2 separate regions of the Homo sapiens genome follow, and region 1 is linked to region 2. Evidence: read pairs that join two places in POLR2A ChIA-PET (ENCODE). Cell type or tissue: OCI-LY7. All regions are shown on one strand. Links, peaks and the distances in the headings refer to the core of each region. The heading gives the core; the rest is flanking DNA.

Region 1 (5,373 bases), core at 294-5,293, 890 kb before region 2:
ATGAGTCCACACAATGTAGACAGCCAATTAAAATATCCTTGACACAACCAATCCCCTCCGCTTTGTTGAAAGCTGAACTCCAGTGAGGCCTGCCCCTGACAAAATCTGTCACACAATCTAGATGATTGGGGTGACAAGAACCGATGTTTATCTAACTAGCAAGTGAGAATTTCAGCTTTCTCTAGGTCTGGCTGCCATCTCTCCAAATAAAGGATAGTCCAATGTACCCACAAACAAATAAACGAAACAAAAGAGAAAACACACACCACAAAAACTGCTTTCTTAGAGTTGGTGTCTAATTGTGAACTGAAGTCCACCCTCAAAATAGGAATTTCTGTGGAAGGTACTGTTTTTGTGGTGACTCGAATCCCAGCGTTCTATCTGTAGGTGCACCCTGGTGCAAAACACAGTGCACAGTGGAGTGCTGTAGCTTTCGCGTCTCCAGGGACTTTGACGTCCCTCCCTCTTGCCTTGTTGAAAAATTCAAACTAGAAGAATCCTATGAAATAAAATGCAATTAATAAGCACTCTTTAGGTGTTTAGGGTTGGTTAAAGACAGAAGCCAGGGCCGGACGCGGTGGCTCACACCTGTAATCCCAGCATTTTGGGAGACCAAGGCAGGCAGATCACCTGAGGTCAGGAGTTCGAGACCAGCCTGATCAACATGGAGAAACCCTGTCTCTACTAAAAGCAGAAAATTAGCTGGGCGTGGTGGTGCATGCCTGTAATTCCAGCAACTTGGGAGGCTGAGGCAAGAGAATCACTTGAACCTGGGAGGCGGAGGTTGCGGTGAGCCAAGATCACACCATTGCACTCCAGCCTGGGAAAGACAAGAACAAAACTCTGTCTCGAAAAAAAAAATAGCTGGGCGTGGTGGCGGGAGCCTGCAGTCCCAGCTACTTGGGAGGCTGAGGCAGGAGAATGGTGTGAACCCGGGAGGCAGAGCTTGCAATGAGCTGAGGTTGCGCCACTGTACTCCAGCCTGGGTGACAATGCGAGACTCCGTCTCAAAAAAAAAAAAAAAAAAAAGAAAGAAGCTACTTCTCTGACTGCACAGTTATCTTCTATTTGACAATTTGAGTCAGAACATTTAATCTTCCACTTCAATTATTTACAAAACACTTAAATTATTTTAGTTATTTTCTTTCTTTCTTTTTTTTTTTTTTTTTAGTAGAGACAGGGTTTCACCGTGTTAACCAGGATGGTCTCGATCTCCTGACCAAGGATGGTCTCCATCTCCTGACCTCGTGATCCGCCCACCTCAGCCTCCCAAAGTGCTGGGATTACAGGCATGAGTCACCGCGCCCGGCCTATTTTAGTTATTTTATTAAACTGACACTAGATGTATTATTATTATTATTTTTTTTTCAGATGGAGTTTCACTCTTGCCCAGGCTGGAGTGCAATGGCCCGATCTCAGCTCACTGCAACCTTCGTCTCCCGGGTTCAAGTGATTCTCCTGCCTCAACCTCCCAAGTAGCTGGGATTACAAGCACCCGCCACCATGGCTGGCTAATTTTTGTATTTTTAGTAGAGACCATGTTTCGCCATGCTGGCCAGGCTGGTCTCGAACTCCTGACCTCAGGTGATCTGCCCGCCTCGGCCTCCCAAAGTGCTGGGATTACAGGCATGAGCCACCGTGCCTGACCTCATTATTATTATTATTTCCTTTTATTATTATTATTATTTTTTTATTGAGACAGAGTATTGCCCAGGGTGGAGTGCAGTGGCACAACCTCAGCTCACTGCAACCTTCATCTCCCAGGTTCAAGTGATTCTCCTGCCTCAGCCTCCCCAGTAGCAGGGATTACAGGCATGTGCCACCACACCAAGGTAATTTTTGTATTTTTAGTAGAGACGGGGTTTCACCATATTGGCCAGACTGATCTCGAACTCCTGCCTCAAGTGATCCATCGGCCTTGGCCTCTCAAAGTGCTGGGATTACAGGAGTGAGCCACCGCGCCAGCTATTTTTTTTTTTTTTTTTTTTTGAGACGGAGTCTAGCTCTGTCGCCCAGGCTGGAGTGCAGTAGCACCATCTCAGCTCACTGCAACCTCTGCCTCCTGGGCTCAAGGGATTCTCCTGCCTCAGCCTCCAGAGTAGCTGGGATTACAGGCCAGCACCACCACGCCCAACTAATTTTTGTATTTTTAGTAGAGACGGGGTTTCACTATGTTGGCCAGGATGGTCTCCATCTCTTGACCTCATGATCCACCTGCCTCAGCCTCCCAAAGTGCTGGGATTACAGGCGTGAGCCACTCTGCCCAGCCTTTCTTCCTTTTTTTTTTTTTTTTTTTTCAAGACGGAGTCTCGCTCTGTCGCCCAGGCTGGAGTGCAGTGGTGCGATCTCAGCTCACTGCAACCTCCGCCCCCACGCCGCCCTCCCCGCCCCGCCCCGCCCCGCCCAGGTTAAAGCGCTTCTCCCGCCTCGGCCTCCTGAGTAGCTCGGATTACAGGCACCTGCCATCATGCCTAGCTAATTTTTTTTTTTTTTTTGTATTTTTGTAGCGGCGGGGTTTCACCATGTTGGCCAGGCTGGTCTCTAGCTCCTGACCTCAGGTAATCCGCCCGCCTCGGCCACCCAAAGTGCTGGGACTACAGGACTGAGTCACCGCGCCCGGCCTTATTTTGTCTTGTTTTAGAAAATAAACCAATAGGCCAGGCGCGGTGGCTCATGCCTGTAATCCCAGCACTTTGGGAGGCCGAGGCGGGTGGATCACGAGGTCAGGAGCTCGAGACCAGCCTGACCAACATGGTGAAACCCCATATCTGCTAAAACTACAAAAATTAGCTGGGCATGGTGACACATGCCTGTAATCCCAGCTACTCAGGAGGTTGAGGCAGGAGAATTGCTTGAACCCGGGAGGCAGATGTTGCAGTGAGCCGAGATCATGCCACTGTACTCCAGCCTGGGTGACAAAGCGAGACTCCGTCTCAAAAAAAAAAAAAAAAAAAAAAAAAAAAAGAAAGGAAGAAAGAAAGAAGATAAACCAATACAATAATACAATAGCTGGGTGCAGTGGCGCATGCCTGTAATCCCAGGACTTTGGGAGGCCGAGATGGGTGGATCACTTGAGGTCAGGAGTTCGAGACCGGCCTGGCCAAATTGGTGAAACCCGGTCTCTACTAAAAACACAAAAATTGGCTGGGCATGGTGGCACGCGTATGTAGTCCTAGCTACTCTGGAGGCTGAGACAGGAGAATCACTTGAACCCCAGAGGAGGAGATTGCAGTGAGCCGAGACATGCAACTGCTCTCTAGCCTGGATGACAGAGCGAATTCCGTCTCAAAAAAGAAAAGAGAAGAGGGGAGGGGAGGGGAGGAGAAGGGAGGGGAGAAAAGAAGAGAAGAGAAAAGAAAAGAAACCAGTAGTCTACCAGGCACAGCAGCTCATGCTTGTAATCCCAGCACTTTGGGAGGCTGAGGCGGGAAGATCACGAGGTCAGGAGTTTGAGACCAGCCTGGCCAACATGGTGAAACCTCATGTCTACTAAAAATACAAAAATTAGGCAGGCATGGTGGCATGCACCTGTAATTCCCACTACTCAGGAGGCTGAGGCAGGAGAATAGCTTGAACCTAGGAGGTGGAGGTTGAAGTGAGCCGAGATGGTGCCACTGCACTCCAGTCTGGGACAGAGTGAGACTCTGTCTCAAAGAAAAAAAAGAAAAGAAAAGAAAAGAAACCGATAGTCAAAACCTTCTGATAATTTTTAAAGATTTGACCATTAATTTTTTTTTTTTTTTTTTGAGACAGAGTCTCACTCCGTTGCCCAGCCTGGAGTGCAGTGCCATGATCTTGGCTCACTGCAACCTCCACCTCCTGGGTTCAAGCGATTCTCCTGCCTTAGCCTCCAGAGTAGCTGGGATTACAGGTATGCACCATCACGCTTGGCTAATTTTTTCTTTTTCTTTTTTTTTTTTTTGAGACAGAATCTCTCTGTGTCACCAGGCTGGAGTGCAGTGGCTCAATCTCGGCTCACTGCAACCTCTGCTTCCTGATTCAAGCAATTCTCCTGCCTCCGCCTCCCCAGTAGCTGGGACTACAGGCACATGCCACCACGCCCAGTTAATTTTTGTATTTTTAGTAGAGACAGGATTTCACCATATTGGCCAGGCTTATCTCAAACTCCCGACCTCAGGTGATCTGCCCGCTTTGGCCTCCCAAAGTGTTGGGATTACAGGCATGAGCCACCGCGCCCGGCCGCTCAGCTAATTTTTGTAGTTTTAGTAGAGACCGGCTTTCACCATGTTGGCGGGGCTGGTCTCAAACTCCTGACCTCTGGTGATCCACCCGCCTCAGCCTCCCAAAATGCTGGGATGATAGGCATGAGCCACCTTGCCTGATCTTGACCGTTAATATTGAACTGGATTTAAAATACCTTTTGTGGCCAGGTACTCATGCCTGTCATCCCAGCACTTTGGGAGGCCAAGGAAGGAGGATTGCTTGAGCCTAGGAGTTCAAGACCACTCTGGACAATAGAGTGAGAACTTGCCTCTACAAAGAAAAAAGAAAAGGCTAGTGTGGTGGAGCAAGCCCATTGTCCCAGCTACTCAGGAGGCTGAAGTGTGAGGATCACCTGAGCCTGGGAGGTTGAGACTGCAGTAAGCCATGATCACCACTGCCTTCCGGCCTAGGCAACAGAGAGAGACCCTGTGTCTAATATATATAGGGGGCTTAGGGAGAAAGAAAGTATTTGCTTTGCTTTCAGGATGTTTGTGTTATATCCCATTCCCAGGCCGAGCACCATCAGGGGAGGGGAGGGACTGGAAGAAAGAAGGCACTGTTTAGAGAATGCTTTTCAGAGAAACCCCAAATGTATTTTTATTTGTTTTAATTATTCAAAACAAGAGTGCACTGTGGGCTGGGCGCGGTGGCTTACGCCTGTAATCCCAGCAATTTGGGAGGCTGAAGCAGGTGGATCACCTGAGGCCAGGAGTTCGAGACCAGCCTGGCCAACATGGTGATTTTATATATATATGTATATATACATATCCTTTGGGAAAATATTAATTTAAAAACCACAATGCACTCTTTTTTTTTTTTTCTTGAGACGGAGTCTCACTCTGTCGCCCAGGCTGGAGTGCAATGGCGTGATCTCAGCTCACTGCAATCTCTGCCTCTTGGGTTCAAGTGATTCTCCTGCCTCAGCCTCCCAAGTAGCTGGAAGTACAGGTGCCCACCACCATGCCAGGCTGATTTTTTTTTTTTTAATTTTTAGTAGAGACAAGGTTTCACTATGTTGGCCAGGCAGGTCTGGAACTCCTAACCTCATGATCGGCCTGCTTGGCTTCCCAAAGTGCTGGGATTACAGGCGTGAGCCACTGCACCCGGCCCGGCCCTTTTTTGTTTTTTTGAGACAGAGTCTCGCTCTGT
Region 2 (5,373 bases), core at 113-5,112:
GCCCAGGCTGGAGTGCAGTGGCATGATCTTGGCTCACTGCAAGTTCTGCCTCCCGGGTTCAAGCGATTCTCCTGCTTCAGTCTCCCGAGTAGCTGGGACTAGCCCGCCACCATGCCTGGCTAATTTTTTTTGTATTTTTAGTAGAGACGGGGTTTCACCGTGTTAGCCAGGAAGGTCTCGATCTCCTGACCTCGTGATCCACCCACCTCAGCTTCCCAAAGTGCTGGAATTATAGGCGTAAGCCACTGCACCTGGCCTGTATTATTTCATTTTTAATATATTCAGTTATTCACAGTGACTTGGACTTTTTGAGATCTTCTCTCAAAAGCTGGCAGAGGAAAGATTGGCTTCTGCATATTCTGGCCTACACATTATTTCTAAAACTTCTTAGGTTGGTCTGGGGTGCGACCCAAGTATTGGTACTTTTTTTTTTTTTTTTTTTTTGAGATGAAGCCTCACTCTGTCCCCAGGCTGGAGTGCGACGGTGCAATCTCGGCTCACTGGAACCTCCGCCTCCCGGGTTCAAGGGATTCTCCTGCCTCAGCCTCTCAAGTAGCTGGGATTACAGGCGCCCGCCACCACACCTGGCTAATTTTTGTATGTTTAGTAGATATGAGTTTTCACCATGTTGGCCAGGCTGGTCTCAATTTCCTGACCTCAGGTGATTTGCCCACCTCAGCTTCCCAAAGTTCTGGGATTACAGGCATGAGCCACTGCGCCCGGCCAGGTATTGGTACTTTTTTAAAGCCCTCTTTGGGTGATTTTAAATGCGGCCAGGATTGACAGCCACTGACTTGGTTAAAAGACAGAGTTGGGACTAGACCAAAGTCGGAGAAGGAGTAAGTCAGTGGGGAGTACACACCCCTCCTTCCACCAACACTCACACAATGCACTCTCTCCCTCTGTCTCTCTCTATCACTCCTTTTCTGCCCTGTGCTCTCTCCTTTTTCCCATCCGAAAAATGCCTGTGATTAAATGAATCATTGCCAAACCACACGGACAGCCTTTCATGTTGCCTTTCTTCCCAGGACCTAACCCAGCATGTGCCTCTGCAGTCTGGAGAGCTTTAGGCTGGACATTTTGCTGCTTGCCCGAGATGTGGAGCCAGGACCTCGTGCATCTGCCGTCTGCTCTAGCACGATTGCTGGGCAGGGTGCAGAGGGGCCAAGGCAGCAGTCATGCTGATCCCCCTCTCTAGAGGGTCCCCTGTAGAGCAGATTCACTCACATGGTGCTTCTCAACCTTGACCACACATTGAAATAATCTGAGGAACTGAAAAATTCTGATAACTGCCCGCGCCCCGCCCCCCGGACCCAGAATTCTGGTTTAATTTGTATGGGAGTGGCCTGGATATGAAGATTTAAAATTTCTCCCAGGTGATTCCAGTGTGCACCTAGCTTTGAGAACTACATGTAAGGAGGTTTCTGGCTGTTCTTGTGTGGCAGGATCACGGTGCCCAGGGGAGCTGACGAGCAGAGGAGAAGCGTCCCTTTCCAGATGCTTCTGCTGCTGGAGAAGATGCAGGACAGCCGGCAGAAAGCAGTGCGGCCCCTGGAGCTGGCCTACTGCCTGCAGAAGTGCAACGTGCCCTGTAAGATACCCTCCCACTGGGCTCCTGGCTGCTGATCCAAAGGGGATGGGAAGCTTAGAGAGTGAAGAGAGGAACTAACGGGCAGTGAAGCAACAAGAAGCAAGTTAGGTAGCCTGGACCCCTCAGATTATAGAGACATTTGTGTAAGAGGCACACATCTTTGGAGGTGCAGAATTGATATTATTTATGGACATTTTACTTCCATACCTAACCTTTCTCTGCCTCTCAGTAGAGTAAGTGAAGGCATCTCCTCCAAGCTTATTCCACCACAGTCAGGGAACTGCAGGAAAACAGAATAAAGGAATAAAAAAGAGAAAACATGTTCTACAAAATAATTCACAAATAGGTTAGGTTTTTTTTTTTTTTTTTAGATAGCTATATTGGGTTGTGCATCACATACTGTAAAATTCATCCATTTAAAAACATACAATTCAAAGGTTTGTAGTGTATTCACAGAGTTGTGCCTCCATCATCACAATCTAATTTCATAACATTTTCATCACCCCCAGAAGAAATCCTACACTTACGGGTTTTCCCTTGTGTATAATACATTGCTTTTCTCTTGCTGCTTTCAGAATTCTTTGTCTTTAACTTTTGAAATTGATTATGATGTGTCTTGATGTGGGTTGCTTTAGATCAGTCTTATTGGTGTCCTTTGGGCTTCCTGGATGTGGATTTGTATTTCCTTCCCTGGGTTGGGAAGTTTTCAGTCATTATAGGTATGCGTTGCTTACCAACAGGGATACGTTCTGAAAATGCATCAGAAGGTGAATTTGTCATTGTGTGGACATCATGGAGTGCACTTACACAAATTTAGATGGGACAGCCTACTACACAGCTAGGCTGCATGCTATGGCCACTGTGCTCATGTGGTCTGCCATTGACTGAAATGTTGATCTGCAACTCGTGACTGTTATTTCTTTGGATAAGCTTTCCATCTCTTCTCACTCTCCTCCTTCTGGGACTCTGATAATGCCTATTTTGGTCGGCTTGATGTCCCCTAACTCTCTTAAGATATCTTCACTCTTTTTCATTCTTTTTCATTTTTGCTCCTCTGAATGATTTCCAGTGACCTATCTTCTAGTTTGCTAATCCTTTCTTCTGCTTGATTTAGTCTGTTGAGCTTCTCTTTTGAGCTCTTATTGCAGTTATTGTATTCTTCAGCTCTGTTATTTCTTTTGAACTTTTTTCTGTCTCTTTGCTGAAATTCTTACTTTGTTCATGCATTGCTGTCCTAGACATGGTAAGCATCTTCATGATCATTATTCTGAATTGTCTGTAAGGTAAGTCACTTATCTTCATTTCACCAGGGGCATTTTCTGGAGATTTATCTTGTTCTTTTGCTTGGAACATATTTCTCTGTTTCTTCATTGTTCTTGATTCTCTGTTATTTTCTGTACTTTAGTTAAGAAAAATACCTCTCCCAGGCTGGGCGCGGTGGCTCACGCCTGTAATCCCAGCACTTTGGGAGGCCGAGGTGGGCAGATCATGAGGTCAGGCGATGGAGACCATCCTGGCTAACACGGTGAAACCCTGTCTCTACTAAAAATACAAAAAATTAGCTGGGCGTGGTGGCGGGCGCCTGTAGTCCCAGCTACTCGGGAGGCTGAGGAAGGAGAATGGCGTGAACCCGGGAGGCGGAGCTTGCAGTGAGCCGAGATTGCGCCACTGCACTCCAGCCTGGGCCACAGAGCAAGACTCTGTCTCAGAAAAAAAGAAAAAAAAAAAGAAAAAAGAAAAAAAGAAAAATACCTCTCCCAGTCTTGTCCCACGGGCCTTGTATAAGAGACGAACTTACCAATTAGCCCTGCCGGACACTCGGAGCACCTGTTGACCCTTTGTGTTGTCCAGACTGTCATCTATGTTGTTAGCGGCCCTCAGGAGATTAGAATGTGTCAAGTCCTGTCAGTGCCCTAGACAGGGGAGATAGAAACCAGCCCCTTGAGGTGCAGGTGGAGACGTTGGGGCATTAAATGTGTGTTCCAGTTTATTCTATCCTCAGGGAAAAGCTGGGAGCATGAGTTAATCCGCCACTTGCTCTGCAAAACGCTGGACAGAGGATCTGTGGCAAGTGCCTGCACTCATATTGAAACTGCACACTCCTTCACGCATTGTTTTACTCTTTGTCACCCCCAGGGGCCTAGCGAATGCTGGCTGCTCTCTGCTTAGAGACGGACAGGTTAGTTGGAAGCTTGACGCTATCTGTTGAGCAAACCAGTGGGAGCAGCTGTGGAGGTGCTCACCTGCCTGTTCAGGGTCTCAGAGGAGCACTGGTTTCCTGCTCTGTCAGCTCCCAGATGCATAGAAACCCCAGGGCAGCAGCTGCACTGTGCAGACAAACTCCTTCTAGGGAGAAAGTAGGAGCCGGGCCTTTTTGCCTGTTCACGCTGCACTGGGCCTGGGGGGATGTTCTTTGGTCTCTGTGCCCCTGTGGGACTTACAAATACAGAGCCTTGTCAGCTCCCAAAGCTCGGTGGTCGAGGAGCTAGACCTTCATTTGAGAGGGGTAAATGTGTACTCAATGTGTGAAGTTAGAGACCTGATTTTACCATACAGCAGGGGGTGGGAGAAGGCATGGGACTTGCCCACAGGCCTGTCCAGACTCCTGGAAATCTATTGTTTACCTGCCTCATTGGCTCCAGGTGCAGGCCAGTTATTAATAGAAGCCCATCCCTCGGGCAACAGCTAGGAGAGCCCGCAGACATATCCTTCCAGGGAGAAACTGGAAGCCTGGCATTTCTGCCTGTTTGCTCTGTGCTGAGCACAGCTGCTGGAAGTGCTCACGTGCCCGTTTAAAACTGCCTCTTTGCCCTCTGTGGTCGCAGAGGATTCATAACTGCTGACCCATGTCTGCTCCCAGAGCTAGGTGACCCAGCAGCCAAGCCCTTGAGTGGGAACTGCAAAAGCTGGGGCTGCCTATGTGTGGTCCAAACCCTCCCCTCTCCAGGAGAAAGCTGGGAGTAGGGATTCCTTCCTCACAGTAAGGTACTGTGTCTGGGGTGGGGCTTGTGGTGCGAGTGTGTCTCAGCTTTTCCAACCGGTTGCGATGTGGGTGTTCTCCCCATTGCCCCCTGTGCAGGCCTCTCTCAGCTGGTTTCTGGGTTTCTTTCAGAGGGAGTTGATCTGTGTGTAGATGAGAGTTTTACCGTGTGTCCATGGGAGAAGGGGAGCACCAGGAGCCTCCTTCTCTACCATCTCGCTTGTGTCACCCTCTGTGATTCTTTTTATACATAGTTGAATTTGATTCACTAATATTTTGTTGAGGAATTTTGCATTTATGTTCACGGGAGATACTGGTTTTTAGGTTTTTTTCTTACAATGTCTGTCTGGTTTTGGTGTTAGGATAATGCTGGCCTCAGAGAATGAGTTAGGAAGTGTTCTCTCTGCTTTTGTCCTCTGGAAGAGGTTGTAGGGAATTGGTATAATTTTTCCCATAAATGTTTGGTAGAACCCATCGTTCACTAGTGAACCCATCTGGGTGTAACTGAGTACTCCCATTTTCTAAGAGATAGTTATATTAGTTTTCTTATTACTTTCTTTTCACTTCTCCTCTTCCCATCCCTCACCCCTCACCGCGGCCGTGTTTCCTGTTTCCTGTTAGCCCTTTAGAAATGCAAATATCACCTTTCGCCTACCCCTCTCCAGACATTCCCTGCTGGGCAAAAGGAAGAATCTGTAAATGGAGGTAGGCTGATGGAGGTTTGATTGAGAACGGGCAAGTTCTTCCAGCTGATCTTTCCTGAGACTTGGCAGTAGATTTGCAGCCCAAAGCATACCCACCA

What was found. ChIA-PET counts read pairs that join two places held together with the same protein. Peaks named below come from ENCODE experiments on the same cell type or tissue, not always from the same donor. Only the 100,000 strongest peaks of a DNase experiment are listed, where the experiment ranks them.
Region 1: POLR2A ChIA-PET joins it to region 2 with 10 read pairs; 2 of 35 experiments call an interaction of 5 or more read pairs at or near these places.

Annotation. Positions count from the first base shown.
Region 1 is chr22:17,273,121-17,278,493 of GRCh38, forward strand. No RefSeq gene overlaps it. Among named protein-coding and RNA genes, the nearest start is that of CECR3, 9.1 kb to the left of the region's middle. In OCI-LY7, for the core only: no CTCF peak of the experiment used is centred there; a DNase peak (open chromatin) is centred at 2,421.
Region 2 is chr22:18,160,345-18,165,717 of GRCh38, forward strand. It overlaps USP18 (ubiquitin specific peptidase 18), which reads left to right. Exons shown (of 11, transcript NM_017414.4): 4 at 1,446-1,591. Among named protein-coding and RNA genes, the nearest start is that of USP18, 13 kb to the left of the region's middle. RefSeq lists enhancers at 4,664-5,353, 5,354-5,373. In OCI-LY7, for the core only: no CTCF peak of the experiment used is centred there; no DNase peak of the experiment used is centred there.